Linked DNA regions of Homo sapiens: regions 1 and 2 are each linked to region 3. Evidence: chromatin loops called from intact Hi-C (ENCODE). Cell type or tissue: HepG2. All regions are shown on one strand. Each heading gives the region's core, and the rest is flanking DNA. Links, peaks and the distances in the headings are about the cores only. Region 1 overlaps PTPRM (protein tyrosine phosphatase receptor type M). Region 2 overlaps PTPRM (protein tyrosine phosphatase receptor type M). Region 3 overlaps PTPRM (protein tyrosine phosphatase receptor type M).

Evidence for each region. A loop is a pair of places that touch in the nucleus more often than their neighbours do. Peaks named below come from ENCODE experiments on the same cell type or tissue, not always from the same donor. Only the 100,000 strongest peaks of a DNase experiment are listed, where the experiment ranks them.
Region 1: a loop joins it to region 3, with 2.7 times the contacts of the local background. A loop is called at or near these places in 4 of 110 quality-filtered maps.
Region 2: it touches region 3 in a loop (5-fold over the local background); 4 of 110 quality-filtered maps call a loop at or near these places.

Annotation. Positions count from the first base shown.
Region 1 is chr18:7,799,233-7,809,364 of GRCh38, forward strand. All of the region lies in intron 2 of PTPRM (protein tyrosine phosphatase receptor type M), which reads left to right. Among named protein-coding and RNA genes, the nearest start is that of PTPRM, 240 kb to the left of the region's middle. In HepG2, for the core only: no CTCF peak of the experiment used is centred there; DNase peaks (open chromatin) are centred at 4,909 and 5,139; H3K4me3 peaks cover 414 bases.
Region 2 is chr18:7,569,182-7,579,313 of GRCh38, forward strand. All of the region lies in intron 1 of PTPRM (protein tyrosine phosphatase receptor type M), which reads left to right. Among named protein-coding and RNA genes, the nearest start is that of PTPRM, 6.9 kb to the left of the region's middle. RefSeq lists an enhancer at 8,516-9,272. In HepG2, for the core only: a CTCF peak has its summit at 6,130 (motif pointing right); a DNase peak (open chromatin) is centred at 6,150; H3K4me3 peaks cover 1,201 bases.
Region 3 is chr18:7,917,047-7,927,178 of GRCh38, forward strand. PTPRM (protein tyrosine phosphatase receptor type M) reads left to right here. Exons shown (of 33, transcript NM_001105244.2): 5 at 9,522-9,637. Among named protein-coding and RNA genes, the nearest start is that of PTPRM, 350 kb to the left of the region's middle. In HepG2, for the core only: no CTCF peak of the experiment used is centred there; a DNase peak (open chromatin) is centred at 5,435; H3K4me3 peaks cover 368 bases.

The sequences.
Region 1 (10,132 bases), core at 3,929-6,428, 120 kb before region 3:
GGGCAAAAGGGCAGATGGAGCTCTCTGAAGCTTCTTTTATAAGGACATGAATCCTCTCCATGAGGACAGAGCTTTCAGGGCCCAATCATCTCCCAAGTGCCCCCCTTCTTCATACTATCAACTTAGAAGTTCTAATATATGAATTTTGGAGAGACATGCACATTCAAGTCATAGCCAATACTACTGGCATTTCCATGTGAACCTTAAAGGGAACTTGTCAAGTAAGGCTTTGGTTATATTAAATCTATAGATCAGTTTGGGAGAGGTTAATGTCTGCAATATATCATGTCTTTTAATCAGTGGTTTTGATATCCCCATTTATTTAGATCTTCTTTTTTCTTGCTAATTGAGGCATGAATATATATACCTTTTAAAGAATATATATAATCTACTTACCTGATAATTCCTTGAACACCTTTGGTTAGATTTATTCTTGTTAGTTGATATTTTTTGATGCAATTATAAATGTTGTCTTTTTAAAAAAAATGTTGCTGATACATAGAAATGTATTCTACATTTTTATGTTGAACATGTATCTTCCTGCCTTGTTAACTTCAGTTACAAATTCTTTAAGGTTTTCTGTAGATTATTCTGTAATTTTTATATGCATATATAACATCCTTATTTTGTTCCTGATCTTAAAAGGAAATATTTCCATGAAACATCATTAATCATTAAATAATGGTATTTACTAAGATCCCTTTATGCTGTCCTTACCTTTAACTGGGGTACAAGGCATGGCAGTATCTGTGAAAGTGACAGGATACTACCCTGCCCTAAATCTAGTAAGTATTGTGGGATATTTGGATTTGGGCATCTTACAAATATGAATCTAGGTGTATCCTAAGCAATAAAGTTGTCCCAGCTACTGCAAGCCCACATTAATTGTACCTATTACTAGTATGAACATTGGAAACATTAAATCCCCCCCTTCAGTTGATAGCACTTACGTTAAATAGCCAGGTGAGCGCCAAAGCATACACTAAATCTATTACAGCGCTGCCCAATGTCATTTTTGGTCATGGTGGAAATATTAACAGCCATGCATTGCTTAACCACAGGGATATGTTCTGAGAAATGACTGAAAATATGTTTATCAGTCTTTTGTTTATAAATTCATGTTTTTCCTCCAATGCAATGGAACCTTGTGCATGATACTGGGGGCAATGGTAAGCTCTTACTACTCTAAAGGGAGTGGCTGAGGGCAAGGTCAGATGCATCAGAGAATATAGTAAATAAGTTTCAAAGTGTATTTGTAGCCATCACATGCAATACAAAATAACAGAAAGCAAGTTGTCTTATTAATTTAAGGCACCCAGTTTGACAGGTTGGAGTATCATGTAATGGACAAATCAAATAATTGAATAAGAATTTTCAAAGAAGTAATCCAAATCTTAGTTATCCAATTTAAAGGTTACAGTTGGTCATATAGTCATGTGTCTTTTAATAGCAGGGATACATTCTGAGAAATGCATTGTTCAGGCAGTTCTATCCTTGTGCAAAGATGATAAAGTGTACTTACACAAACCTAGATAGTAGAGCCTATAAGACATGTTGGCTGTATGGTATACCCTATTGCTCCTGGGTTACAAACCTGTACAGCATGTTACTGTACTGAATACTGTAGGTAATTGCAACACAATGATAAGTATTAACGTATCTAAACATATGATGGCATAGAAGACTTAGAAAATATGGCATGCAAGATAAAAACGGCACAGCTGTATAGGGCACTTACAATGAATGGAGCTTGCAGGATTGGAAGTTGCTCTGGATGGGTCAGTGAGTGAGTGGTGAGTGAATGGGAAGGTCTAGGACATTACTTGACACTACTGTGGATTTTATAAACACTGTGCACTTAGGCTGCATTAAATTTATTTAAAAATATTTTCTTCAATAATAAATTAACCTTAGCCTACTGTACTGTTATTTTATAAATTTATAATTTTTAAAAAAACTTTGACTTTTGTAATAACACTTAGCTTAAAACACAAACATACAGCTGTATAAAAATATTTTCTTTATATACTTATTCTATAAGCCTTTTTCAATTTTTAAAAATTTATTGATTTTTTTCTTTACTTTTTAAACATTTTTGTTAAAAAGTAAGACCAAACATCTTACCCTAGGCCTAGAATTGGTCACTGATATATCACTGTCTTCAACCTCCACATCTTGTCCCACTCACTGGAAGGTCTTCAGAGGCAGTAACATGCATAGAGCTGTCATCTCCTAGGATAACAGTGCCTTCTTCTGGACACCTCCCGATGGACCTACCTGAGGCTGTTTCACTTTTTTTTTCATATGTAGAAGGAGTACACTCTAAAATAACAACAAAAGTATAGTATAGCAAATTCATAAACCAGTAACATAGTCATTTATTACCTTTATCAAGTATTATGTACTGTACATGATGCATGTTCTGTATTTTTACATGACTCGCAGCACGGAAGGCTTTTTACACTAGCAGCAACACTAACACATGAGCACTGCGTTGCACTATGATAGGATGACTGTAGTGTCACTAGGCGATAGGAATTTTTCAGCTCCCTTAAAGTCTTATGGGACCATCCTTGTACATGTAGTCCATCATTGGCTGAAATGCTGTTGTGTGGTGCATGATTGTATATTTGTGCTGTCCAGTATGGTAGCCACTAGGTGCATATGACCATTGAACATGAAACCTGGCTAGCATCACTGAGGAACTGAAGTTTTAATTAATAAATTTTAAATTTAGATAGGCAGATGTAGCTAGTGCTTACTATATTGGAGAGTATAGTGGAGAAAGTACATTTAGAAATATCCTATGTCCTTCCTTCTCTTAGGGATAGCAGCCTTTGGGCAGAAGAACTTTCTCCTTCTCCCCTCTCCCTTCTCTGAGGTTCTCACCGACCTTTTCCAGTTTGCCGCAGCTGCTAAGCTTCACTTGCCACTTGTTTCCTGAGGATCATCACCTTGGGCAGTCCACTCAGCCTGTTTCACCTTCTGACTCTGTTTGCTCAGGGTCCCGCTGCTGCCTCCTGTGTCCCTAAAGAAAGGAGTAAATGTGCTCTCTCTTTCCAAGGGGCCACTACTGGGTCAGGGAATTGTTTTATTTATTTCACCCAGTAAATGATTTCAGAGCTTTCAAAGTTAAGGGCAGAGGACGGTAAAGATGATGCCACATCACCTAGGCAAGGTTGTTGGAACTCCAGAGGGTTGGATGGGGTTTGTTCATGGAGGATTACCACTGAGACATGGGGACAGAGGGGAGCCCTGGTGACAGAGGACACCAGATACTCGTTGGCATCAGCATTTAAGGGAAATGTAGTTTATTTCTGCCCTGTTTTCTGATACTTTAATATGACAGCCCACTGCCGTTATTACAAATGTGTAGTATTTAACGCTGTATTGCAATTTGGAAAGACTCCTAGATAAATCTGAACAAGCGATTATGTCACTTTGGAATCCGATTTCCTAGTAAATTGATTTTTTTCCTGCAATAAGAAAGCTAGTATATTTCATTTCTACAGAAAGTATGACATCTTTTTATTGATTCTTTGATTCAGTCATTGATAACATCATTCACTCAACAAATGATTATTGAAAAACTGTTATGTTTCATGCACTCTGCTGTGTAGAATATACTCAAATGTAAAAAAACTCAGGGAAGTTACAGTTTACTGGGGATATAGACAAATAATTCTAATTGTATAATGGCAGTTAGAATTATGGGATGTCAATGCTGGGTAATACAGAGTGTTACGGAAGCATGGAAGAGGGGAACCTAACATGGGTGGTCATACAATGCTTCAGAAAGGGGGTAGTATCCAATCTGAGACCACCAGAACTGTAAGCATTTATGGTGGGAGGATGGGGAAAGGAAGAATGTTCTAGATAAATATATTGGCAGGTTATTGCTGTTGTAACAAGTTACCACACACTTTGTAGCTTATATTAAGAAAAAACTTCTTATCTTACTGTTCTAGAGACTAGAAACCCCCAAATGCATCTCACTGGGCTAAACTCAGGAGGTTGGCAGGGCTGCATTGCTTCTGGAGGCTCTCAGGGAGAGTCAGTTTCCTTACTTTTTCCAGCTTACAAAGGCTGCTTGCTGTCCTTGGGTTGTGCTTCTTTATCTTCAAAGCCAGGAGCTGGACATCTTTAAATCCCTAACCCTAGCCTCTTGCCTTGTTCTTCCACTTGTAAGGACTCTTGTGATTATGTGGAGCCCACCTGGATAATCTCCCCATCTCCAGGTCAGCTGCTGAGCAACTTTAATTCCCTCTTTCCATGTAATTTAACATCCTCATGCATTCTGGGGATTAAGACACGGACATCATTGGGGCTGCTATTATTCTGCATACTACAGCAGACAAAAGAACAAAGTATGTATGTAGAGCTGAAATAAATTTAGCATGGCTGAAGGTTAGCCCATGGGGAAGGAGATGAGAAGAGAAGGGGCTGAAGAAGGAAGCCAGGTAAAAATGTGATTGAATTTCATTCTAAGGAAAATGAGGGGCTGTTAAAGAATGATATTAATGTAATTAGATTTGAGTTATTGAAAACTTCCTCTACCTGCATTTGGAGGCTCTTCACGGACAACACATGCCTACTTCACTGACTATAAATTGAAGCTAATTAACTTAGAATTATCGGAGCTTAACCCGAAATCTGAGATAGTAAAGAAAAAAAAGAATGTCTGTATGTGTAGGCAGAAGATCAAAAAAGCAATTCTGAAAAGAATTTGATTACAGGCTGTTCAAGATATTGATCAATATTTGGATGAAGACTCTTTCATCTGGTGAATACCCAGGTGAGCCTAAACTTACACAAGAGGATTTACTGGTTTATGTAAGTGAAAATTCCAAAGGTACTCCCTTAGGTATAGCAGAGTCCAGAGGCTCAAATGATGCCATTGCTGCTCTCCTCTGCATTGACTTCATCATCGGTTGGGGTGGACTCTTCCCTTGTGGAGCTAAGATGTCAGCAACAGCTGTGGGCTGTTACCCTCCTGGATCACACACCCCAACACTGAGGGGGGTGGGCTGGCAGTAGTTCAAGTAGAAGTCCTGGAGTTGAGTCTCACTAGACCACCTTGAGTTGTGTGTTCATTTCTGAGCCAGTCACTGTGGCCAGGGAGATGTGATCTTGGGCAGGCCGGAGTTAATAGTTGACTACCCTGCTATTCAGGCAACTCCGAAAGCTTGCTTCTGTAAATAGCAGTATGTTTTGAGAGCCGGGCTCTGAGCTTTGTAACCAAAATTCAATTAAAACTGTTTAAATGGGGCCACTGTGTAAATTTCTTTGTCATATGTTATTAGTATGGATCTAAAAACCTATCATATTATTGCTGTTCTCTGATTGTTCTCTACAGATGGGCCTGGATTTGAAATCTTAAGATGTACATGTCTATGTTCTGTCAAATTTTCATTTAAAATCAGCACAAAGGCTTTTGGTAATTGACATCATTTGCCTGACTTCGAAAGTGGAAATATTTAATTAAACTTTATATAATAATGAAAGAAAATCATGCTTTTATTTTAGATCACTTTCTTCCCTTGAGCAACTGACTGTCTCTTTCAGTCTTTGTCAGCAGATTTAATCTCACTTCCAGTAAATGCTTTTCCATCACATTATCTTCATTAAAATACAGATGTTCATTAGAATCATCCCATGTTCTTTAGACATTGAGTACGTAATGACATTCTGCTCCCAGCATTTCTGTCATTTGTGCCTTAATGTTTGTAAATGGGGCATCTCTTTTCTTTTAAGGGTACAATTTCAGATTGAGCCAATGGAAAATATATTCGAGTGTGGTTATTTCCCTGATTGGCTTTATTTATGTTAAAAGTGACAGAAGCACTTGAAGTCACTCTTCGTCTTTATCCTCTTCTTCTCAGAGGTGCTGCTGTTTACTACTCAGCCTTCACCAACACATCTCTGCAGATGACTTGAAGCACATCTCCAAACCTGACACATTTTTCTACTTCCATTTCCAGCTTTGTTTTTCACATAACAGTTTTGTGAACTTAACATCTCTTAAACCGCCCTCATTATCTCTGATGTCTCTGCTGTGCTGACATCCCACGTTCACACTCTCACCACAGCTCATCATTTCTTCTCTAGCAGTTTCTACCCATTTCTTTCCAGAATGATTGCTACCAACTATTTAGTGCCTTATAAGATTTCTGAACCTCTTCAATAACCTGCTGTGCTTCTGTTTATGAGCTCTTTCACTTCCATCTTGGTACAACTGAGATAAAAAAACTTTCTAAAACACTATTAAAGCTTGAAGCGTTTTGAGAGTTGAGCTTTATATTCCCACTCCTTCTTTTGACAGTAGGTTGAGAAGCAATTTTTCTCAAGTATTAACCCTTGGTGATTGTATTATTTACTCAATACTTACTTGTTCTGTGTGCAGCTGTCTTATCTTTTAGTCTGGACTGTAACTTCTTGGAGGGCAGAAGACATGGTTTATACTTTCCTGTACGAAGTGTATACAGAACTGAGTACTAATCTTTATAAAAGGTAAATGCTTAGTAAATTTACTATGAAGATGATAAAAGGGAGTTTTGAGGTTGAGGAGGCTGTCTTTTTTTCAGAATGGCAGAATCAGTTAAAATGGATAGCACCCTTCAATCCTAAATCAAAGACTAGAAAAACATACCATATTTGTAATGTTAAAAGTATTTTAAGAATACGTACTCAAGCTTAAAATCAAGAAAGGGAATTCTTCAGGTGTCAGAAATGAAGAGGGAGGCCACAGCATTGAATGGCAAGGGGAATAACTTGAGAAGATCTGTGTAGTGGGGTCTACAGTTTTAAGCAGAGGCTGCAGGCTGCCAGCCTAGTGGCATACCAGAAGTGGGCTGAGACTTGGGCAGGGCACTCCCACTGGACATACTCTGAACTGAACCCACAGTGGAAACTGGGCCCTAGCTTTCCCTTTTCTGTTTGATGAGCCAAATTTTCATTGTGTGGAAGAACCAAGCTCAGGAACTAATGTCAAATTTGGTCTGCAAATTCAGACACCCCATATGACCTCATCAGGGATGTCTCCACAACCCAGGTTACTCAAGGGACTTCCACGAGGATAAAGGATTCTGAATTATTATGAGCTCACAGACAAATATTGCAAGCATATTAGAAAATCCACTGGGTGATAGCTAGTCAGCAGACACAGAAACAAGATTAATCAATTACAGATAATAAACACTAAAGGACCACAACCTGCAAGGAACAATAAGGGCATTAAAATTAATCACAGACTAATTTGGGGAAAGGGGAGTCTACAAATTAAAATATAGCAATGAAAAATTTTAAAAAATCAATTGACTGATTTATGAGCAAAAAGGGCATCATTGTCTTGGAAAGATGGAGCCACAACCACATTCTGTATTATTTTGTGCAGTGCAGTGCTGGGCTGTGGCCAGAGACTCTGGCCGCTCTGTGGAGCGCAGGCACTGCTGGTGGTAAGGACATTCTTCATTTATTTTCCCCCTTTCTCTTTAAATTTAGATGACCTTATTTTAGTTGCCTTTGTAATGTGGAGGTGAATTTATAATCTTTGTTTACAAAGAACAGGGTAATACACCAGCTGGTAAGATGATGCAAAAGCCTAAAATTGTGCTAGTGATGGAAGGGAGAACCTATGGGAAGAAGGTTGCTTTTTGGAAGACAAAACTTTGTTTTCTTTTTCTTTTTCCCATTTTCCCTGACTGCATTGTGTTCTGTGCCAGAGGTTTGTGGCCCTCTGCCTTTCCCACCTCCCTTTGGGGTAGCTACAGGTAGTATCTCCTTCATCTGTGGCACCTGGGCAGTGCTTTTTTTGAGAGTCTTGCTTTGGGCAGTGGTGCTCATCATGAAATAAGCAATTTTCATTTTGTATCCTAGATTTTTCTCCTATGCTAGACCTGGGTCTGCTTCCAAGTGTTCACGCTTTTTCACGGATTTCAGTTTTCAAAGTTGGAAGTGTTGAATGTGTTTTCTTGTAGTGCTGATATAGAGTAGATTTGTGATGAGATGTTTACTACCATGTCTCTTCCAGGAAAGACTCTTCTTACACTGCCATGGAACATGGTCAGCAAATACAGAAGGCAGAAACAGTAAACTTCCTGTAAGCTAACTTGACTAAAGTTTATTAAAATGCAGGATATTCAGCTGTTCTTTGACACTTTAGTGGTTGCTTTAAATTAAAAACAGCTGATACGCATAGGTTTTTAAGAAGCTTGTTCTTGCCCCATCCACAAGTTCTTCTATTTATCCAACCCCCACCACCTCCCGCCCATGTTGTGTGTCCCACAATAAGGGATTTCTGGATGTCTAATTAAAGTTACTTAAATATCAAAAAGGCAGCTAGAAAAGAAGGTGTGTCTGTGCCACTCATGTGATTGCCTGCATTTCTTTTTGTTGTTGTTGTCATCTAAGTGATTTTTGGAAGCCCCCAAGTGAAAAAACAAGTGCACCACTCTGTTGAGAAATGAAAGATAAACATAGCATAATTGGCTAAGACTAGGATCATGACGTGATGTGTGCCTGTGTCGTATTGCTGACGTTTATGTGGTTGAAGAATTACATCTAAGTAATATTTGAATATATGCGATTTTTGACTTCATAATAATTGACGCAGTGTGGGTAGAGTCTATGTAATGTTACCGTTGGTTAAATGGGTGTAGGTTTTGCCCCCCATAATTTACCCTGCAGGTACAAACATAACCTTTTATTTTTTACTCCTCGGATTCGTGGCTCTTTTTTTCTCACTCCAGAGATAAAGTAGCATATCTTTCCTGCTGTCCAAGGAAGACGAGTGTTCCTGTGTCCCTGCGTCTTATGCATATTCATAACACACTGAACCCTGGTGGTTGTGAGCGATGGATGGAGCTTCAGGGATTGTATTATAGGCAGTCTCCAAACCGTGTGTTTGCCAATATTTCTTTGTTCATCTCTATTTCATCAAATCTGTGAACTAGAAACAAGATTGACAGCATGGAATTCAATTTTCCCTTTCCGTGTTTTCTGGCACTCCCTTGGATAATTAGAGCCATGTGATGAAGTGGTGCAGACGGAGGTGGAGGTGGCTGAGGGCACAGAGGAGAAGCAGGGTGGGGGTGCTGGTCTAGGAGGCCCCCCTCCATCCATGTAGAGGCGAGTTAGATTTGGTCTTAACAGTGGGGAAAATAGAACTTATTTACTGTGAGATTCCACCCAGTAATTTCTGGGATGAAATCTGTGTCTTCTTAATTTAAATGGATGAACCTCACTGCATGTGGAAAACATAGCCTGCCTTTCTTACAGAAACTCTGCCTTTGTGAGGATTAAAGCAAAGAGTTGTCCTAATTTTTAATTCTTCACTGGATTCAAGTCATAGGAAATGAGCCTGAATTTGGTGACATACTTCAGATTTTTTTCTGTTGTGCTCAATCTTATTGTTTGACAAAGGACTGAGGTTGAACTGTTGAAGTTACATATGCAAAATCAAAAGATCTCAGCTAATCTTGAGGAAAGTTTTTGATGGGTTGGATAGGAAGTTAAACTCTAAATATAAGAAATGACAAATGTGTTAGAATAGAGAACATTTTATTAGCTTATTGGTATTATAACTGTCTCCTGAGTTTCCTTCAATGTGTGACTCTAATATTCTATAATATTCAACGTGAATTTGCAGTGAGTATAAGATGTTCACATCTGATTTGTAGCACATTCCTCATTGGAAGAAACATAAGCAATACAGACTTCCAGATTTTAACAACAACAGTAATAACAGCTGCTGATTATGGAGTACCTGCTCTAAGTCAGACGCCCTGGGAGGTTTTCCCCATGAATTTAATTCTCAGCAGTCATTACCCACATGTGACAGTTAAGGACCCTGAGACTTGAGGAGGCTAAGGATTCAATCTCAGTCCCTGGAGCTGGTGGGTGTTCCCATGAGGCTTCTAGCCTGGCTTTCTCTCTCATCAGCCCCCTTCATCACCTGGTGTTTTCCAGGATGCCGGTAGGAGGCGGCAGGCAAGAGAGTGAAGCTCTCTCTCCAGGGCTTGGCCGAATTGCTCTGCTTCTCTGTGCTCTATTTTCCATCTGCAAATAACAGCACCTAGCTCATGAGTAGGGCTCCATGAGTTAGTTCAGGAAGCGAGATTTAAAGGGTCACCAG
Region 2 (10,132 bases), core at 5,075-7,574, 350 kb before region 3:
ATTTTCTTGGGGTCCAGGACCATTGGCTGCTGGAGCTCTGGACTCACAGGCACATTAGTTGTGTCTTGTGTGTTGCTGATCTGCAGGACCCTTGATCACAGTTGGCCTCAGAGAAGGAGTGGAACGTGTAGGTTTTGAAACCCAAAGCATCAACTTCAATACAGAAATATCCTTTCTCCAAGTTTTGTGTTTCCCTAACTGCCTGGTAATTGCACGTGCTCCAGAGGATTTAACACAATGATGCACTGTCGTCTGATTATAAAACTGATGCAGAATTTGGTCTGTGTTCTTATTAGTGAATAATAGAGTAGAATTTGAGAGCCTTGTAACTCATTAGTATTAGAAGCCAAGTATGAGAGCCCTAGTGATGGTTTTCTCTTTATTAACATCCATGACTCCCTTCTTGGGATTTGTTTAAAGTTAAGCTGTGTCAAATATCATTTGGATGGATTTTTAAATTGTGTGCAAGGGAGTGGAAACAAATATTTATATTGCTTATTTAAACCATGGGTTCCTCATCACCAAAAAGGATTTCAGCCTCAGTTGTACTGACCCATGTCCTTGTTAAGGCTGATGTAAATGATCAGTCAAGCCAAAATAGACTTCTACTAAAATTTAGCCTGATTTTTCATTTGGAAGAAATATATCTATTTGTTTGAGTTAATCATACCATTAAGTGAAATGTGTTTTCTTTTCTATCTAGAAAGCCAGAGTTATCCTGGCATGCTAGTGGGTAAAGGGCAGCATCCAAGCCATGCCTCAGAAACGTTGAACTTTAAAAAATGTAAAATTGGATTAGCTGGGTGTGGTGGCGTGTGACTGTAGTCCCAGCTGCTCTAGAGGCAGAGGCAGGAGGATAGCTTGAGCCCAGGAGTTTGAGGTTGCAGTGAGCTATGATTGCACCACTGCACCCCAGCCTGGGTGACAGAGTGAGAATCCGTCTCAAAAAAAAAGTGAAAAGTGAAGATGGCAAATTTCATATGTGCAAGGATCAGATATGTTTCACTTCATTATTTATTTTTCTCTCCATATTGCGTTTAGGTAGTACAGGTGTGAATCAGGGTTTTGTTTTTTGTTTTTGTATGTTGAGGAAGTTAATTCTGAATGCTAGGAGTGGCATTGACACATTTCTTTTTTATGTTTCTTCCAGAAATTGTAGTAATTGGCTGCTTTTCACTTGACATGGGAATAAATTTTAGAGCCAGAAGAGCTAGATTGTAAGCTCCCTGAGGGCAAAGCCAATTTTCGTTTTCTTCTGACTTTCTCACAAAACATTTCTCATAGATCCTTAGATGTCACAGGCATTATTACTATTTGTTGAATAAATCACTAATGAGAATCTTGATCATTTGCACATATTCAAATTGTGTGTGAATGGACCAATATATAATAAAATGGAGGGAGAGAAGTGATTGTTAAAAGTTAGACTTGGCTTGCCTTTTCCACACTGGGTTCTCTTTAGGCCAATGGACTAATCATGAGGGTTTATAAATATAATCAGTCAAGGGTTTTTGTATAACTCAGACATTATCTACACAAGGCACTCTGCCCTTTGCTTTCTGCAGTGCTCTCCTGTCCTCTTTTGGAATGGGTTTGGAATTGTTAAGATTGTTAATTAACCATTTCTGGAGGTGGACTACATGTGATTTGGATACCAGACATCAGAAATAGAATGCTAAACTTACTGGAAAAGTATTAGGATTTGGGCCTGTGATGACATTGCTTACTTATAATGATGGATTTCATTACAAAATTGTGGGTTTTTTTTTTTTTTTGGAGATAGAGTCTTGCTCTGTCGCCAGGCTGGAGTACAGTGGCACGATCTTGGCTCACTGCAACCTCCACCTCCCGGGTTCGAGCGATTCTCCTGCCTCAGCCTCCCGAGTAGCTGGAACTACAGGTGTGCACCACCACCACCGCCAGCTAATTTTTGTATTTTTAGTAGAGACGGGTTTTCACCATGTTGGCCAGGATGGTCTCAATCTCTTGACCTTGTGATCTGCCTGCCTTGGCCTCCCAAAGTGCTGGGATTACAGACATGAGCCACCGTGCCCAGGCTGAAAAATTGTTTTTTATCATTACCGTTTCTAATTTGTTAGGCAAAATAATGGAGGTTCACTTTATATCTTCTAGGTCTTTAGTGTTCACTAAAAATAACTGGTAAGATGGTATATAAGTAAGACATGAGAAAGAAAGTTAAATTATTTTACCTTTGTTGGAAATTCCCTTTTGCATGGTGAGAAACCAACGAGTTGGCAAGTTGTTCCTCTTTGACCCAATTTCTTAAAAGCCAAGTTGCAACATATATTATATAATACAATGAAGTGTTTAGTTCTACCTTATAATGGTTTTGATGTGTTAAGTTCTGCTAAGCAAGCTTTGGTTTGCAGAAATAGAAATATAGACTTAGCTCTTTGTTTCAGCTACAGTGGTATTTGAAATATATTAAATGTTAACATAACCTTGTGAATTTGGGACTCGTGGAGAAATTAATTTTTTAAAATATTTTAAGGATGTTTGTGGGAAAACAGCTGAAATCTGAATAAAGCCTGTAATTTAGTTAGTAGTGTGGTACCAATGTTAATTTCTTAGCTTTGGTAATTCTGCTCTGTGAATGTAAGATGTTAACATTAGGGGGAAGCTGGGTGAAGGGTGTACTTGCACAGTTTGTATTGTTTTTGCAAGTCTTCTATAAATCTGAAATTTTTTCAAAATACAGAATTTTAAAGCACCCTTTGCAAAGAGTGGTAATATGTTTGTTTAGCAGTTAAGTTTATTTTTTCTTTTTCAGATAACTATAGTCATAGCATTTTACATTTTCAAGGTGCTTTCGCTAGATTGAAAATTGATAATGAAGAAAATACTTCAAATTTAAATCAGTGAGCATGAAAGAAATATGCTAAGAAATTACTATAACATTCTTAGTGTTCTGTATATGTAAAGAAGAATTGCTTGAGCATAATAAATTGTTCCGATCTAGAAAATTATAGGTTTTAGTCTCTCATGTTTTCAAAGGGTTATTTTTACAGATTTTAAGAAAAGAATCTATTGACATGTAGTGATATATGGATAAGTGTGTATATAATTTTGGTAATTCAAAATGAATTTTCTTTAATGAACAAGTAATTTGAATTATGTCTTCAGATTATATAAATTCTTTATAAATGAAGCATAGCCTAGCCTTTAGATTTGGTAAAAGTTGGTTTCAGAATTTAAGCAATTCTGTGACAATTCTAGAAAAGTCAATACCTTTATTTAAATTTTTCATAATTCTCTAAGGATTGTAATATATTCTAGGAATTGTGAGGCTGTATACAGTAGAGGAACTATGTATTAGATTAAATATTGTTTTCTTTCAATTTTTGTTTTAGATTTCATTAAGTTTCTAGAATGAGCATGTATTATCTAAATATCCCAAGGCTTAGTTTTCATTTAGGGAATCAGGCATTTTAATGAGTTTTATGCTTTTCAACAGTGAAACATTTTTCTTAGGGGTTATGTCCACCATGCATTTTACTTTAGTTCTGAGATTCTTCTCTTTGAAAACCAACTTTCCTATAGTTTCACTTTTTAGTGTGCTTACTATCTTTATGAATATAACATGCATGTTAATAGGCTTATTTTATAAGCGAGGGAAGGTTTAATTATTAATGTCTTTCCAACTCACAAACATTCTAAAAAGGTACAAAATAATGTAAATCTTGCATTATAAGAGGATGTTGCTTTTTTGCTTCCTAAAATACCGCGGTGGTTTTCAGTTTAGTCATCAGAAAGCCTGAGTTGACACTGTAGCTCTGAAAAACCCAGCAGAGAAAAATAAGTTGGGCTGCCTTGGGTGGAGAGGAGGAAAGATTTAGTCACCAAGCTTCCTAGTCTGTAGTGCCCCCATCATTGGTGAGGAGGCTGGCAAGGCCAGGGCATAATTAAGGGTCTGGGAGTATGTGAGAGAAAAAGACAAAAACAGGATGAGAAGAGAAGTGTTGTGTACTCAGGTGTGGGATGTGACAAGCTCTAGAGATCTTAGCAAGGGAGGGTCACTCCCCTTGTGCCCTCTTAGCTATGAAGGAGAAACACATGGAAAGTTGAAGGAGGGCCATGAAGAGTGGCAGTTGTGCAGGTAGATCACAGTGACATCCTGCCTCAGTGACGTTAGGTGGCTCTGGGGAGGGCCTGGGAAACTGCACCAGTGTTGATGGTGAGCTAGGTTTTAATCTGTGCTTCTCAAAACCTGCTGTCCACGGGGAGCATCTGGAGGCCTCCTTTCAAAGGCTGCTTCCTGGGGCCCAGCTGTGGTGATTCTGATGTCCACGACAGAGGTCCCCCAGCATCCCTGGGTGGTCAGGGTTTGTAGCCACAGTTGAAGAAACGTTGTCCTGAAAGAGGAGGTTTTTGTTTTGTTTTGTTTTGTTTTGTTTTGTTTTTTTTGAGACAAAGTCTCGCTCTTGTCCCCCAGGCTAGAGTGCAACTGAGTGATATTGGCTCACTACAACCTCTGCCTCCCGGGTTCAAGCGATTCTCCTGCCTCAGCCTCCCGAGTGGCTGGAATTACAGGTGCCTGCCACCACGCCTGGCTAATTTTTGTATTTTTAGTAGAGACGGGGTTTCACCATGTTGGCCATGGCTGGTCTTGAACTCCTGACCTCAGGTGATCCTCCTGCTTCCACCTCCCAAAGTGCTGGGATTACAGGCATGAGCCACCACGCCTGGCCCTGAAAGAGGAGTTTTTAAAGTGTTGTCCTTGAGCCAGCAGCATCAGCATTACATTGAAAGTTGTTAGACTTGCAACCCTCTGACCCTGAATCCGCAACCCTGGGGATGAGGCCCGGCAATCTGTGTTAGAACAAGCCCCCCATGGGATTCTGATGTGACCTGAGATTGGAGAACCCTTGTTCTAAAAGAACTGAGATCTTCTGCCTGCCCTATCAGCCTCCCTTGACAAGAGCTGAAAGAGAACTGGGGGTAAAAATATCACATCCATTCATTCACTGCTTAGCCTCTTGATTAATACGGCCGGTATTACCAACATGGTGATGTGATCGTGTTGTCTCTGGCCAGACACTGGGGAAGAGACTAAATCCAGCCAGTTGTAAAACTCAAATGAATAAAAAAGTTTCCTATGTTTTTACTTACCACGATGTAACAATTAAATTTTGTTGTAATGGTTAGCCATTGGAAATTTCCCTGGGTTGATATTTTGTATAGGAGATATTTGTTGGCTTGTTATAATAAGCATGCAGCCCAGTGTGCTTATTAGAATATTTAATAGTGCTTATTAATAATTCTTATTGAAATATTTAATTCAAATAAATATTTATTGAGCACTTACATTTGTACGGCCCCTTTGTGGATGGTAATGGGCAAGGATAAAGCAGGTATAGTTACCACACTTTGAGAAGTTATTCATTTATTAAAATTTCAAAATCTACTAAAATGGAAAGAAACAGGGACTTTCTCAGGAGAGAACTGGAAGTTAGTAGATGTAAGATTTGGAATTGTAATGTGGAATTGTGAAACTTTGCCTTTGGCAATAAACTCAAATTCCAAATAGAAAGAAAATAAAGGTTTTTCGGCCAGGCGCGGTGGCTCACGCCTGTAATCCCAATACTTTGGGAGGCCGAGGCAGGTGGATCACGAGGTCAGGAGACGGAGACCATCCTGGCTAACGTGGTGAAACCCCGTTTCTACTAAAAATACAAAAAAATTAGCCGGGCGTGTTGGTGGGCGCCTGTAGTCCCAGCTACTCCGGAAGCTGAGGCAGGAGAATGGCGTGAACCCGGGAGGCGGAGCTTGCAGTGAGCCGAGATCGCGCCACTGCACTCCAGTCTGGGCGACAGAGCGAGACTCCGTCTCAAAAAACAGAAAAAAATAATGAAGATTTTTCTTGGACATTTATTTAAAGTACTGACAATGTGTATCCTAAAATTGAGCCTAATTTTTCTCTGAACCCTCAAAGACAACCATTGCATCTCTGTCATTTAACACTCCAGGTAAATAAAAATAATCATGATGTCTTTTAACAGATTGATCCTGAGCGCTTTGTAGCCGGCCTTTCTGAGAAACAGCTGAAGAGTGCTTCCCTGCTGCCGGTTGCTCCTGCTGCCATCCGCAGCTGATCACTAGGTGTAGCTGCGTCCCTTAACCCCCCTGCCTGAGCCAAGCAAGGTCCAGCCCCATCCATAGATGGCTTCCTGGACAGCTAAAGAAAGGCACGAGAGCGGACTTTCATCCGCTTACGTGTGCATCTCTAAGTCTTTATTGTAAAATTGAGTTCTTTAGTGGGAGTTGTAGTTCCACTGCTACTTGTAGTGTAGTTTGTTGAAATTCAGCACTGATCCAGAGACAACTTTAGATTCACCTGCTACAGTCTTACTCAATTTTTTCTTTTTTCTGCTGTGTCATATGTTGCTGCTAATCTACATGTAGTGGTAAAACTGGAAGAAGTAGTATATATTTGCCAACTAAGTAAAGGGTTCATGTTAACCTTTGGGGCCTTCTTGTAGTAGACCAGAAAAAGCAGTGGTGTGGATGGCTCTGTGTAGGTGTGTAACATCTTTAGGACATGGCTTGTCTGTACTTTTCTTACGTCTGCAAGGAGTGACTTCTACAGCACTGAGGGTTTAGGTATGTAATTCAAGAAGTCATGAAAATCTGCCTGGAAATCTGATTCAGCCATTTTTCCTGCTTAAAACTCAGAAGACTAATGAGTCATCAAAAACTTTATATGAAATGCAAGTGTTGGGCTTTGGGTTAGAAGTCAGGGCAGGGTGGAGAATCTGATTGAAGATGGCTGTGTGGCTTCCTTTCGAAACTGGGGCTAGCAGGGGTTGGAAATGACCTTGCAAGCTAAAAGAGCAAGGATTGCAGGACATACAGGAGAGATGAATGAGAGGAGAGGAGTCAGAGACTTGTCAAAACTGATAAGGTTTTAGCATCTCCCTCTGAAGAAAAGGCCACTGTTTAACAGAATGATTTATTTCAACATGCACCAGCCAAAGCAGAAGCAAAGCATTTACTTTTTATGGGCTGCAAAGCATAAAAGCTTATAGAGCATCAGTTTTTCAGATGGGTGAATATTCATTTTAATCTCTCTTTCTATTCAATATGCAGAAAGCAGATTTATTGCATACAATGAGAAGAGTGCATATTAGTGTGGGTTACTCTGGGAGTCTGAGGCCCCATTACTTTTCCCTGGCTTCTAGCTATGGAATCAAAATGGGCTCACAGGTAACAGGTAGGCTTTGACAGAGGGTGAGAAGGAATTGGACCACACCCTTTGTATAGTCTGTGTTTTTTTGATTTTTTTTTCTCAAGGCGTCTTGCTCTGTCATCCAGGCTGGAGTGCAGTGGCAGGATCACTGATCATGGCTCAATGTAGCTTCGACTTCCTGGGCTCAAGCAGTCCTCCCACCTCAGCCTCCTGAGCAGCTGGGTCCATAGGCACAAGCCACCATGCACGGCTAATTAAAGAAAAAAATTGATAGAGATGGGGTTTTGGTACATTGCCCAGGCTAGTCTTAAACTTCTGGGCTCAAGTAGTCTTCAGCCTCCCAAAGTGCTGGGTTTACAGATGTCAGCCACTCTGCCTGGCCCAGCCTGTTTTTGATGGATACTATTTGTTCTCTCTTCTCTGTTTGAGTAGCTTGAGGTACTTTACATCATGTAATAAGCACATGCTTAAAATGAACTTAAAATGGACTCAGTGTGATGTTCCATCTAGATATACAATTATAAGGTGGTTTAAAGCATTCCTTTTAACATACTCATAATGTGTAAAACCAGATTACTTAACAATTTTAGCATGTAGTAGTCACTCAATAAATATTTGTTGAATGAATGAAGAAACAATTTAAAGAAGCTCCCTTGGAGAAGAAAAAAATCAAATAACTTATGCTTAAGGCTGTTTTTTTTTTCCTACTTCCTATCAAGTTTGACTTAGGTATCTCCAATAACCTTAACAATAGAACCAGGCTGTGTGTTTAGTGCCTGGTGCCATTAGCAATTTATAGGTGTATAGAGACACAGTTGCTAAATTTAAAGGAAAAAGTATTACCTTTTGTTAATTAAATATATAAAAGTAAGACTGTAGTTTTATTGTGTATAATAAAAATGTATAAATCAGTTATTGCTATAAAGTAGCATTTTGATATAATACTGATCACTAAAAAATGAAATTTACTATGCAGTAGATTTATCATGACTGTACTCTAGGGGGATTTGATTTAGTCACTGGTATATTAAAGGAACCATGGTATCACCAGAAAGAAGATTCCATGACAGGGAATAATATATATTATCTCTGCTGCCTTTTATTTCTGATATAGAATGAAATGAATTATACCTACACAGAGCTCAGACAGCATCATGATAACATCAGGCTCATCTTCATTACAGCAGGCATGTTCTCGTTCCTTTTTCATTCAGTGTATCATACTCTCAAGTGATAAAACTTAATAAAAAGAGGCTACTTTGACAACAACCTCATAAACTGTGTTTTCTACTTCCTCAACTTCTGAAGTCTTGAACACCAAATGTGGTGTAAAATTTCCACCATGAGTTCAGGTCATTGGCTCTCATTGGCATTGTGTTCTGTGTGTGTGTGTGTGAGGGAGGTTCTCCCTCGTCTCTCTGTCTGTCATCATTTTCATCCCAAATGTGTGACTTTTTAAAGAGCCTCTGCTTTTCTTTCTAATCTTGCTCAGTAGGCAGGGGCCCCTGTGAGACAGCTGGTTGAGAATGCTTGGTATGTTTGGAGTGCAGCATGCTTTGTCAGAGAGGGACAGGACACAGTGGGGGTCTGAGGCTGTGACATCAGCCATGGGGATCCCTGAGCTGTTGAAAGAAGGGCAGTAGTAGCCTCTGGTTGGATCAGGTCTTCCTGGCATTGAGTTCTCCTTCTACCTCTAAGTAGCCATGAGACCTTGGGTGTGTTATTTCATTTTAAAATACCCTGCAGGATGATGATGATGATTATGATGATGATGATGATAATGATGATTTTTAGACAGGGTCTCACTCTTGTCACCCAGGCTGTAGTGCAAGTGGCATGATCATAGCTCACTGCAGCCTTGAACTCCTGGGCTCGAGCGATCCTCCCACCTCAGCCTCCTGAGTAGTTGGGAGCATAGGTGCATCACCATGCCTGGCTAATTAATTTTTTTTTTTTTTTTTTTTTGAGACGGAGTCTTGCTCTGTCGCCCAGGCTGGAGTACAATGGCGTGATCTTGGCTCACTGCAAGCTCCACCTCCCAGGTTCATGCCATTCTCCTGCCTCAGCCTCCCGAGTAGCTGGGGCTATAGGCGCCCGCCACCATGCCCGGCTAATTTTTTGTATTTTTAGTAGAGATGGGGTTTCACTGTGTTAGCCAGGATGGTCTCGATCTCCTGACCTCGTGATCCGCCCACCTTGGCCTCCCAAAGTGCTGGGATTACAGGCGTGAGCCACAGCGCCTGGCCAATTTTTTTTTTTTTTTTAAGAGACAGAGGTCTTGCTTTGTTGCCTTGGCTGGTCTCAAAACACCTGGGTTCAAGTGATCCTCCCACCTCAGCCTCCCAAAGTGCTGGGATTACAGGCGTGAGCTGCTAATGCCCAGCCTCCTTGCAGAGTTATTGCAAAGACTAAATCAGAGAACCAATGCTGTGATGTCAGGGGCCCCTGGGGTGATAGGGCTTCATGTGTAATTAGTGGTCAGAATAAGACGGGTCCATCAGTCTGTTCCCCCATCCTCATGCAGATTACAGATTTAAGCATAGGAACCCTGTGCTTTCATAAGTGAAAAAGTGTTGAATATTGGCAATTTCACATGATTCAGACTAACACATCCCCTTTCTGGGTCCAAGGCTTTGATAGTTGTGGTGCTGGGAGGTTGTATAAGTGACATAGAAGTATGTGTATGTGGTTATGTATGTCTAGATTTTATAAACAGGGCCAACATTATGTTTGAAAAGAAAAAAGCCCCCTGAAATTAGCAAAATAATCATGTTAAAATTGGCATCATGAAAAGCCAGCACTGCTCGGTGCCATGGAAGGCCCTGCATCCTGGATACCTGCATTACAGTCACCTGAAGCACTTGTTAAAAATGCAGATTCCTGGCCCCACCAGACCTACAGAGTCAGAAACTGGAAAGAAATACC
Region 3 (10,132 bases), core at 3,875-6,374:
TGCCTGGCTTTTATCACTTAACATCATGTATGTACTCTAGGCACATCCATGCTGCAGCAAATGACAAGGTACTTTTGAAAAGGTGGTGAAAAAGCTCCTTCATACCCTGATGGTAAAAATGTGAATTGTTATAAGCTTTTATGGAAAGCAGTTTGACAATTTATGTCAAATGTCTTTTAAAATGTGTGTTTTAAAAATTATCTTTGGCCAGGTGCGGTGGCTCACGCCTGTAATCCCAGCACTTTGGGAGGCCAAGGCAGGCGGATCACGAGGTCAGGAGATCGTGACCATCCTGGCTAACATAGTGAAACCCCATCTCTACTAAAAATACAAAAAACAATTAGCCAGGCGTGGTGGCAGGCGCCTGTAGTCCCAGCTACTCAGGAGGCTGAGGCAGGAGAATGGCGTGAACCTGGGAGGCGGAGGTTGCAGTGAGCCCAGCTCGCGCCACTGTACTCCAGCCTGGGCGACAGAGTGAGACTCTGTCTAAAAAAATATATACTTTTTTATTGATACATAATATAAGTGCATATTTGGGGGTACATGTGATAATTTAATACATGTATACAATTTGTAAAAATGGAAGCAGTGTAACTGGGATATCCATCACCTTAACTATTGTCTTTATGCTAGAAAAATTTGAATTGTTACTATCTTCTAGATATTTTGAAATATACAGTAGATTTTGCAAACTGTGGTCACCCTGTTGATCTTCAAGCACTAAGTTTTATTTCTAATAAGTGTATATTTGTACCCATTAATCAACTGCTCTTAATTCTGCACCCCCACTCCCCCTATCCATCCCAGCCTTTGGTAACCATTAATCTACTCTCTATCTTCATGAGATCCACTATTTTAGCTCCAACATAAGAGTGAGAATATGTTCTATTTGTTTTTCTGTGCTTGGCTTATTTCACTTAACATAAGGCCTTCCAGTACCATCCTTGTTGCTGCAAATGACAGGATTTCATGCTTTTTTGTGGCTGAATAATATTCCATAATGTAATATGAGATATTGTGTTCTTGTGTGTTTGTGTGTGTGTGTGTGTGTGTGTGTGTATGTGTATTACATTTTCTTTATTTACTTATTTATTGATGGACACTTAGGATGACTCCATATTTTGGCAATTATGAATAGTGCTGCAATAAACATAGGAGTGCAGATATCTTTTTGATATATTGATTTCCTTTCTTTTGGATATATACCAAGTAGTGGAATTGCTGGATCTTATGGTAGTTCTATGTTTAGTTTTTGAGAAACCTCAATGCAGTTTTTCATAGGGGCTGTACTAATTTATATTCCCACCAACACTGTACAAGGGTTCCCCTTTCTCCACATGCTCACCAGTATCCGTTACTCCCTGTCATTTTGATAAAAGCCATCATAAGTGGAGTAATGTGATAGCTCATTTTTGTTTTGACTTGCATTTCTCTGATGATTAGTGAGGTTGAACATTTTTTTTCCTGTACCTGTTGGCAATTTTCATGTCTTATGAGAAAATTAATTAGAGGCTCTTACTTAACAACAGAATGGGTCAAGCAGAGGAAAGAATCAGTGAATCTGAAGACAGCTACTTGAATGTCCAGTTTTAAATTGGACTATTTGTATTTTTGCTTGAGTTATTTGAGCTTCTTGTATATTCTGATGATTAGTCCTCTGTCAAATGGATAGTTTGCAAGTATTTTCTCCCATTCCATGGGCTCCCTTCACTTTGTTGATTGTTTCCTTTGCTGTGTAGAAGCTTTTTAGCTTAATGTAGTCCCATTTGTCTGTTTTTGTTTTGGTTGCTCTTGAGGTCTTACACAAAAATTCTTTGCCCAGACCAATGTTCTGGAATGTTTCACCAGTGTTTTCTTTTAGTAGTTTCATAGCTTCAGGTCCTAGATTTAAATCTTTGGGTCTATTTTGATTTGACTTCTGTAGATGTCGAAACAGAGGAGGCTAGTTTCCTTTTTCTGCATATTGTTCTCCTGTTTTCCCAGCAGCAGTTATTGAAGAGACTGTCCTTTCTTCGTTGTATACTCTTAGCACCTTTGTCAAAGACAAGTTGGCTACAAATGCGTAGATTTATTACTGGGTTCTCTGTTCTGTTGCATTGATCTATGTGTCTGTTTTTATGCTGGTACCATGCTGTTTTGGTTACTAAAGCTTTATACTACATTTTGAAATCAGGTAGTATATGATGCCTCCAGCTTTTTTCTTTTTGCTCAGGCTTGCTTTGGCTATTTGGAATATTTTCTGGTTCCATATAAATTTTAGCATTATATTTTCTATTTCTGTTAAGAATGGCATTGATATTTTGATAGGGATTCCATTGAATTTGTAATTTTTGAGTAGTATTGTCATTTTAAAAATTATTGAAACAAATCATAACAGAAATACAACATACCTAAACCTATGGGATTTTCCTCTTAATTTCTTCGATTGGTTGTTCACTAGCATGTTTTTAAATTTCCACGTATTTGCGTATTTACTGAGGTTCCTTTTGTTACTGATTTCTAGTTTTATTCCATTGAGGTCAGAAAAGATACTTCATATTATTTCTACTTTTTTAAATTTGTTGAGACCTGTTTTCTGGCCTAAGATATGTTCTGTTCTGGATAATTTTGTATGTACTAATGAAAAGAAAGTGTATTCCATAGCATTTGGGTGAAATGTTCTATAGACGTCAGTTATGACTATTTGGTGTAGCGTGTAGTTTAACTTTAATGTTTCTTTGTTGACTTTCTGTCTGAATGATTGGTCTGTTGATGTTCCCTGCTATGACTGTATTACAGTTTATCTCTCTCTTTAGATCTATGTTTGCTTTATATACTTGGGAGCTCTGGTGTTGGGTGTATAATATTTATAATTGTTTTATCCTCTTAACCAATCCCTTTATCATTATATAATTACCATTTTTGTTTTTACAGTCTTTGATTTGCACCCTATTTTATCTGAAATAAACATAGATACTCCTCCTCTTTTTTTGTTTTCCAGTTAGATGGAGTATCTTTTTCTACCCACTTCACTTTGTCTTACCTATGTGAGTGCCTTTATAGTTGAGGTGGATTTCTTGTAGGAAGAATTTAATTGTGTCTTGGTTTTTTATATGTTCAGCCTCTCTATGCCTTTTAATTGGATAATTTGCTCCATTTACATTCAATGTCATTATTAAGTAAAGACTTACTACTGCCATTTTGTTGCTTAATTTCTGGTTGTTTTGTAGCTCTTCTCTTTCTTCCTTTCTTACTACTTTGTAGTTAAATGATTTTCTCTGGTCACGTGTTTTAATTTGTTGTTTTTCATATGTAATGAATCTATTATAGGTTTTTGCATTGTTGTTACAATTAGGCTTATAAAACATATCTTATAGATATAAGTTATCTTAAAGAGATGACAACTTATCTTTGATGACAAATAAAAGGACAGAAAAATGAAAAAAATGCTTTTATGCTTTAACTCCATCCCCCTCACATTTTGAATTTATGTTGTTTCAGTTTGCGTGTTTTTATACGGCCTATCTCTTAACAGGTTACCATACCTATTACTGTTTTTGATAGATTTGTCTTTTGGGCTTCACAATACTTACGAATAGATTGCACACCACAGCTGCAGTGTTAGAATATTCTGGATTTGTCTGTATATTAATATTATCCGTGGGTTTTATATACTTTTACATGTTTTCTTGTTGCACATTAGTGTTTTTTTCCTTTCAGATTGAAGAATTCCCTTTAGCCTTTCTTGTAAGATAGATCTAATAGTGATGAATTTTCTCAACTTTTGTTTGTCTGGGAAAGACTTTATCTGACCTTTATTTTTCTGTGGATAGCTTTAGTGGCTGCAGTATTCTTGGATGGCAATTTAAAAAAAATTTCCACACTTTGAAAATGTCTTCTTATACACTCCTGTTTTCATTGAGTTCTGTTGCCATATGAACCCTGATTCCTTTATATGTTATTTGCTTCTTTTCTCTTGCTACTTTTAGGATACTCTCTTTGTCTTTGACCTTTGAGAGTCTAATCATTATATCTTTTGGGGTAGCCTTATTTGAGTTGAATCTGTTTGGTGTTCTCTGAACTTTCTGTCCCTGGATATTTATCTCTTTCATGTTTTGGAAAGTTTTCTGTAATAGGTAAGCTTTTTGCCCCTTGCTGTTGCTCAACTACCTCTTGAGCACCAATAATTCTTAAATTTGATATTTTGAGGTATTTTTCAGTATTTTGTAGATAATCTTTTTCCTTTTCATTTTTTTCTTTTTGCCTCTCTGGCTGTAAATTTTCAAATAGCTGTCTTCAAATTCACTGATTGTTTCCTCTGCTTGACCCATTCTGTTGTTAAGAGCCTCTAATGAATTTTTTTTTTTTTTTTTGAGACAGAGTCTTGCTCTGTCGCCCAGGCTGGAGTGCAGTGGCGCAACCTTGGCTCACTGCAAGCTTTGCCTCCCGGGTACATGCCATTCTCCTGCCTCAGCCTCCTGAGTAGCCGGGACTACAGGCGCCTGCCACCACGCCCATCTAATTTTTTGTATTTTTAATAGAGACAGGGTTTCACTGTGTTAGCCAGGATGGTCTCTAACTCCTGGCCTCATGATCTGCCCTCCTCGGCCTCTCAAAGTGCTGGGATTACAGGCGTGAGCCACCGCACCCGGCCTCTAATGAATTTTTTAATTCAGCAAATGTATTTCTTAGTTTCAAGATTTCTGTTTTTTTTTGTTTGTTTGTTTCTCTGATAAGTTTCTGAATTGCTTTTCTGTGGCTTCTTAGAGATCAGTGAATTTCCTTAAAATGGCTATTTTGAGTTTTTGGTTATAAAGTTTACATATCACCATCTTGTTCAAGTCAGTCACTGGTTCCTTGCTTTGTCCATTTGTAGAAGCTGTGGTTCCTCATTTGTTTTTGTTTCTTGTGGATGTATGTCTATGTCTTTGCATTGAAGGGTTGGTTATTTATTCCAGTCTTCCCAGTCTGGCTTGTTTTGTTTTTTATTGGACATTTTTGCTTAGAGCTTCTTTGTAATTTACCTGTTGATTTCCCTTTTTTTCCTCTGCTAGGTTACTGCCTAATTTTTGGCACTAGATGACACCTTAAGCCAAAGTTTGCCTCAGTTATGGTAAACAATGAGAGTGCTACTTTCCCTGAATTTGAGAGGTCCCAAAAGGGATATACCAGTAGTGTGGGAAGGCTGGCTAAGGGTTTGTGCAGAAAGGATGAACAATTCTCCTACAGTGAGGTGCTGCTTAACAGCCACTCTGATTTGGCATCCCTTTGGCCAAGTTACAGAGAAAGTTTCTAATGCTGGGGTGGCAGTCCTGCTGCCCCGTACCTTTTTCTCTGTCCTTAGGGATATTTCTCCCTTCAGGCACTTTCGATGTTTCCATTGGGTTGGGGAAGGGACAGATTTCCTGCCAGGCAATCCACAATAGTGGGGAAATTGTTTACCCACTTTGACCTCATTTTTTCCAATGTAGAAATTATGAGTCAGAGGAAATTTTCCGGTTACTTTCTGCTGGGCAGATTGGGGGTTGGGGTTTCACAGATATTGAAGTCTGGTTTTCTTCCCTCTGCTCAGAAATTTTTCATGTCTCTGGCTCCTGGAATAGTCTCATCCTCATATTTGAGTTCTTGGGTATTGCTGGTGATAATCTCTGTGCTGTATATTTATTTATTTTTTGTGGGAGTGAGTGAAGCCAACTTGCTTCTATGCCACCATTTCAGAACTGGCAAAAATGCATGTATTTTTTAATTAGTAATTTCTAATAGTTTAACTTATAAAAAAAAGGTTTTAATTATGAAAACTTTTATCTTAGCATTATATGTAGTGGAAACAAACCTCAGTGTTCAATAATGGGGGATGTTTCCGTAAACTTGTTTATGTATGATATGTATTAGGGTTTCTTAACCTTGGTGCTATTGAGATTTTGGCACCCGCTAATTTTTTGTTGTGGGGGCTATCCTGCACATTTTAGCAGTGTCTCTAGCCTCTGCTTTCTGGGTGCCAATAGCACTGCCTTTTAGTAGCATAATTCTGCTGCGAGACACCAGGAGTCATTACTGAAAATATTTAACAACCCTTCAGCACAGGCTCAGAACTGACCAGCTTAACTGAGCGGGGTAAAATTTAGAATAGTGGCCGCAAGTGCAATACCCCTTTAACCCAAGTTATCCTGAGAAATGGCTACATACCCAGACACCTTGTGTTAGAGACCTAGCTTGCTGTAGTAACCTGTAGCTGGGGGAGAGCAGGATTAGGTGTCTGGGAAATCCACTGGAGAGACCAGCACCAGGGAGAGAACCTGTTGTTCTGAGTGTGCCAGATAACTTCAGCCTTTAACACTCCACAGGGAGATGGAAGGCGGCGGGGGTTGGTCAACATGTGGAATGAGGCTTCAAGGCATTGTCCTGAGATATTATTGGAAGGAAAACTTTTCCTTTTCTGATTTGGGTCCAGTGGTTGGGGACCTGCAGATTAACTGACAAGAGACAGATTAATTGAAGAAAAGACAAAGTTTATTTTCACAGGACAGAGTTCCCAGCAATGGAAAACCCACTAAATAACCAGAGATAAAGGTTTATATTCCAAATTTAACAAAAGATTGGGGAGTGGTTTTAGGGCTTCAGTGGGAAAATGTAGAAAGTTCTATCAGGCTTTTTGATGGTAATGGCAACAGGCAGTTTGTCTACCTGGGAGCTGAATTAGACAACTCCCTTACAGGGGAGTTAATGGCAACTATTTTTTCTGGGAAAGCTCTGTTTTAGTCAACTACTTGAAGTTCAGATAAGATTTCTTTCTGCATCTTCTTTTGCTCAAATGTTTTCACTTTAAAATAATCTGTATACCAACTCTGGGGATCTGAATGGGTCCCCGTATTTTCCCTATGTAGAAGTTCCTTCAAAAAAAGAAAGTGGGTTGATTGCTGCGCAGAGACATTTGTGTTATAAATTGCAAGGTAAGAGATCTATAAAAGAGAGCGAATTTAGATTAGAACAAGGAAACAAAAAGAAACCAAAGAATAATGGTTGGAGCAAACTATAAACTCAGATTCTGAGTCCAGAAGGCAGCCAGTTGTGATTTCCGGGTGTTGGATTTGAAGCGTCTTCAGTGATGATAGTAGTGTCACAGCCACGGTTACTCCCTGGAGCAGAATGTGGAAGAGGCAGGTATTCCAGTGGGCTTTCTGAGTGGCCCACACAGTGGTGGTGATTAATCTTTTGAAGTTTTATCAAGTCATCCAGCTTCAGCTTGCACAGCTTTGGGAGTATGCTTAGAATTATTTCATTGGGGAATTTTTTTTAATGTTTCCAGTTAATGACACATGTACTAAAATAGATTTATTAGAAGAAATTTGTTTAAATTTCCTTGACAAGAAACAGCTTTTGGCTTCTAATATATTCCTATTAATTGAGTTAAATCTTAAAATTCTTAGTGAACTCTATTCATGTTGGGGACTTGTGGTGTAGGTAAACCTAAAATTATAATGATTATAAAGTTTTTTATATGGTAACATTTCATTAGTATCAGATGAGAGTGAGAGAGTAGAATTCTACAGAAATTGAAATCTAAAATGAACAGTCTTTAAGGATAGGTGTGTGGTTTTAATAATTGTAAGTAATATGAATTTAATGATGATAATGAGTATCTGGTGTGTGTGAGGCAATAACATCAAGTTCTGTTGCATCAAGTGCTGTGGCCGTTGTGATATGAGAAGGCCTAACCACAAGGTGAGCGAATCTACAGAAGCTTCATGGAAGGAACAGCATTTGAGAAATGCCTTGAAAATTCCCGCAGGCAGACCCAGGGGAGCCACTGCAAGTGGGATGAAGAGATAAGGAAAGGCACAGATGGTGGGAAGACTGGGGAGAGGCACTGTGGCTTCGTAAACCGAGCCTGGTGTTTGGAACTGGATATACTGGAGTTTGTTCTTTTTCTTACACTTACTAGCCAAGTACCCATAAGTGTTCCCCATCTTGGAAATGGAGAAAATATCTCCCTCACAGAACATTTGTGAGTACTCAATGGAAAAGTTTCTGGCACATAAGTACCCAATAAAGGTTACCTTGTTCCATTTTCTAAAAACAATGGGTCTTTGACTTTTTCAGGAACAAAGACTAAAAGAGAAATTCATTTAGGGACTTTTTACAGAGATCTTTTAAAAACACATAATTATGTTATTCTTGAGCAAGGGGTAATTTGATTAAGTCAGTGAAAAGCAGAGATCATAGAGTTGTATGTTAATATATTAGTATTAAGAAACAATGGTCCATGGTTATATTGCTTTGTTGGAAGTTATTTAGAACATTTTGCATGCTGAGCATCATGAATACTTTGTCTGAATTATTAGTGGCCTCCAAATTAATAATGGGGCTTTCCTGTGTGTTTTTGACATTAAATTAAGTTTTTCTTTGTTCTTTGTTCTGAAGTAGTAACTCAACTTCCATTCCTAATTACGTTCTGCCCAGGCTAATATGAGCACTAGTTTGTAATCTTTTGCTACCCAGTAGTGGGGCACCCTTTTTTGAAGCTGCCTAGACATGGCTAAAGACACATTTGCAGTGGGGAAAAGCTGGCAAGGCGTGACAGATGCATTCTGGTTATTATCCAGATTTATCTGTCTCTCCCAGAAAGTATGATCATCCCCTTTGCTTCCCACCTCTTCTGTGGGAAGCACTCTGCTGTGCCCACCCTTCCCGCTTTGTTACTCTTTCACTCTATCATTGTTATAATAAGGAAATGTTTTCCTAAAAGTAGAATTTTCATAAAATTTAAGTCCTGACTTACCGTCCTGGTTCCTGGACACCTGTTTTCAGTGTGATGCAGAAATTGGCCTGTGCTTCTCATACCAAATAGAATAATCCTTTATTTAAACAGCTGTCCCATATGGACAATGTACATTACGAGACAATGGTGTTCACCATTTGGAATCCTTCTTTGTTCTTGAATTAGAAATAAGAATCAGCAAACATTGCCATGCTATGGCAGTCTCAGCATCATTTCACAGAGTGTGTCTAAAGGAGTAGTATTTTTGGTAGCTGAAAAATATTACATAAGTAATGCTGCATACCAGTTAGTTGTATTAAAATATATATTATGTACAGCTGTGTACTTGGCTTGAAAAGCTTCCTTGACAACATCATTTAACTTCTTACTGTTCTTTTCATGTTGCTGGTATAAATATCTAATATGTTTTTGTTCAAAACATCAATTAGGTTTCAGTATAATCTTTATTAATACAGATCTGTTATTACAAGAAGACTGCCGAGCTATGATAATTTGCACAGCAGGAACAATAAAATATCTCCTTTCTGTTTCATTCTATTCCAGAATGCTTGGCTTTTTGTTATTCTTTTACACAACATACTAAAACCTTTTATGATTTTTTAAAAATTATAGTTAAATCTTTAAAGCTTATATAAGCAAAAGCATTATTTTTTTCCCAAGGTGAACAAAATTGAAAGGCCAAAAATTTCAGATAGATTGAAGAAGACATATATTAGTTACAAATCTCCACTTTTAATATCTTTCATTCTTTTTCTTTATGTAGCCAGGACTCCTCACTTCCTGCGGATTCAGAATGTGGAAGTTAATGCTGGCCAGTTTGCTACCTTCCAGTGCAGTGCCATCGGCAGGACCGTGGCAGGAGACAGGCTCTGGTTACAGGTACAGTAACTCATTTTCATCAGTTGATGAGAGTCCAGCGGGAAGAATACACTCCCCCTGGAGGAGGAACCCAGAGAAACAGACTCAGGTCCTAGTGTAAGAGTTTCCTTCTTTGTTAATAAGTAGCCAGATTACTTAGTAATCTATAAAAGCTAATTATTTTTGTTTAAACACCTTTTGTGAATTTCTTTTTTTTTTCCTTTGCTTATGCTTAGTCATCTTGCTTGGAAGATCTGATTGTCAAATTACTTATATGGCAGTTTATTAAATTACAAAATATAGCACTCTTCTCCTAAGTCTTCCTCTTGAGAAAAATCTAAAGAGTCTCTTTCTCTCTCTCTCTCTCTCTTACACACATACACACCACAGAACACTTCATAGGCCTTTTTGTCATTTGAATTTCCAAGCTGTAAGCTTAAACTTAGAAATTAATAATACATATTTTACTTTTGAGCTTTTAAATTATATTTCTTTGGTGTAGTGATCAATTGTGTG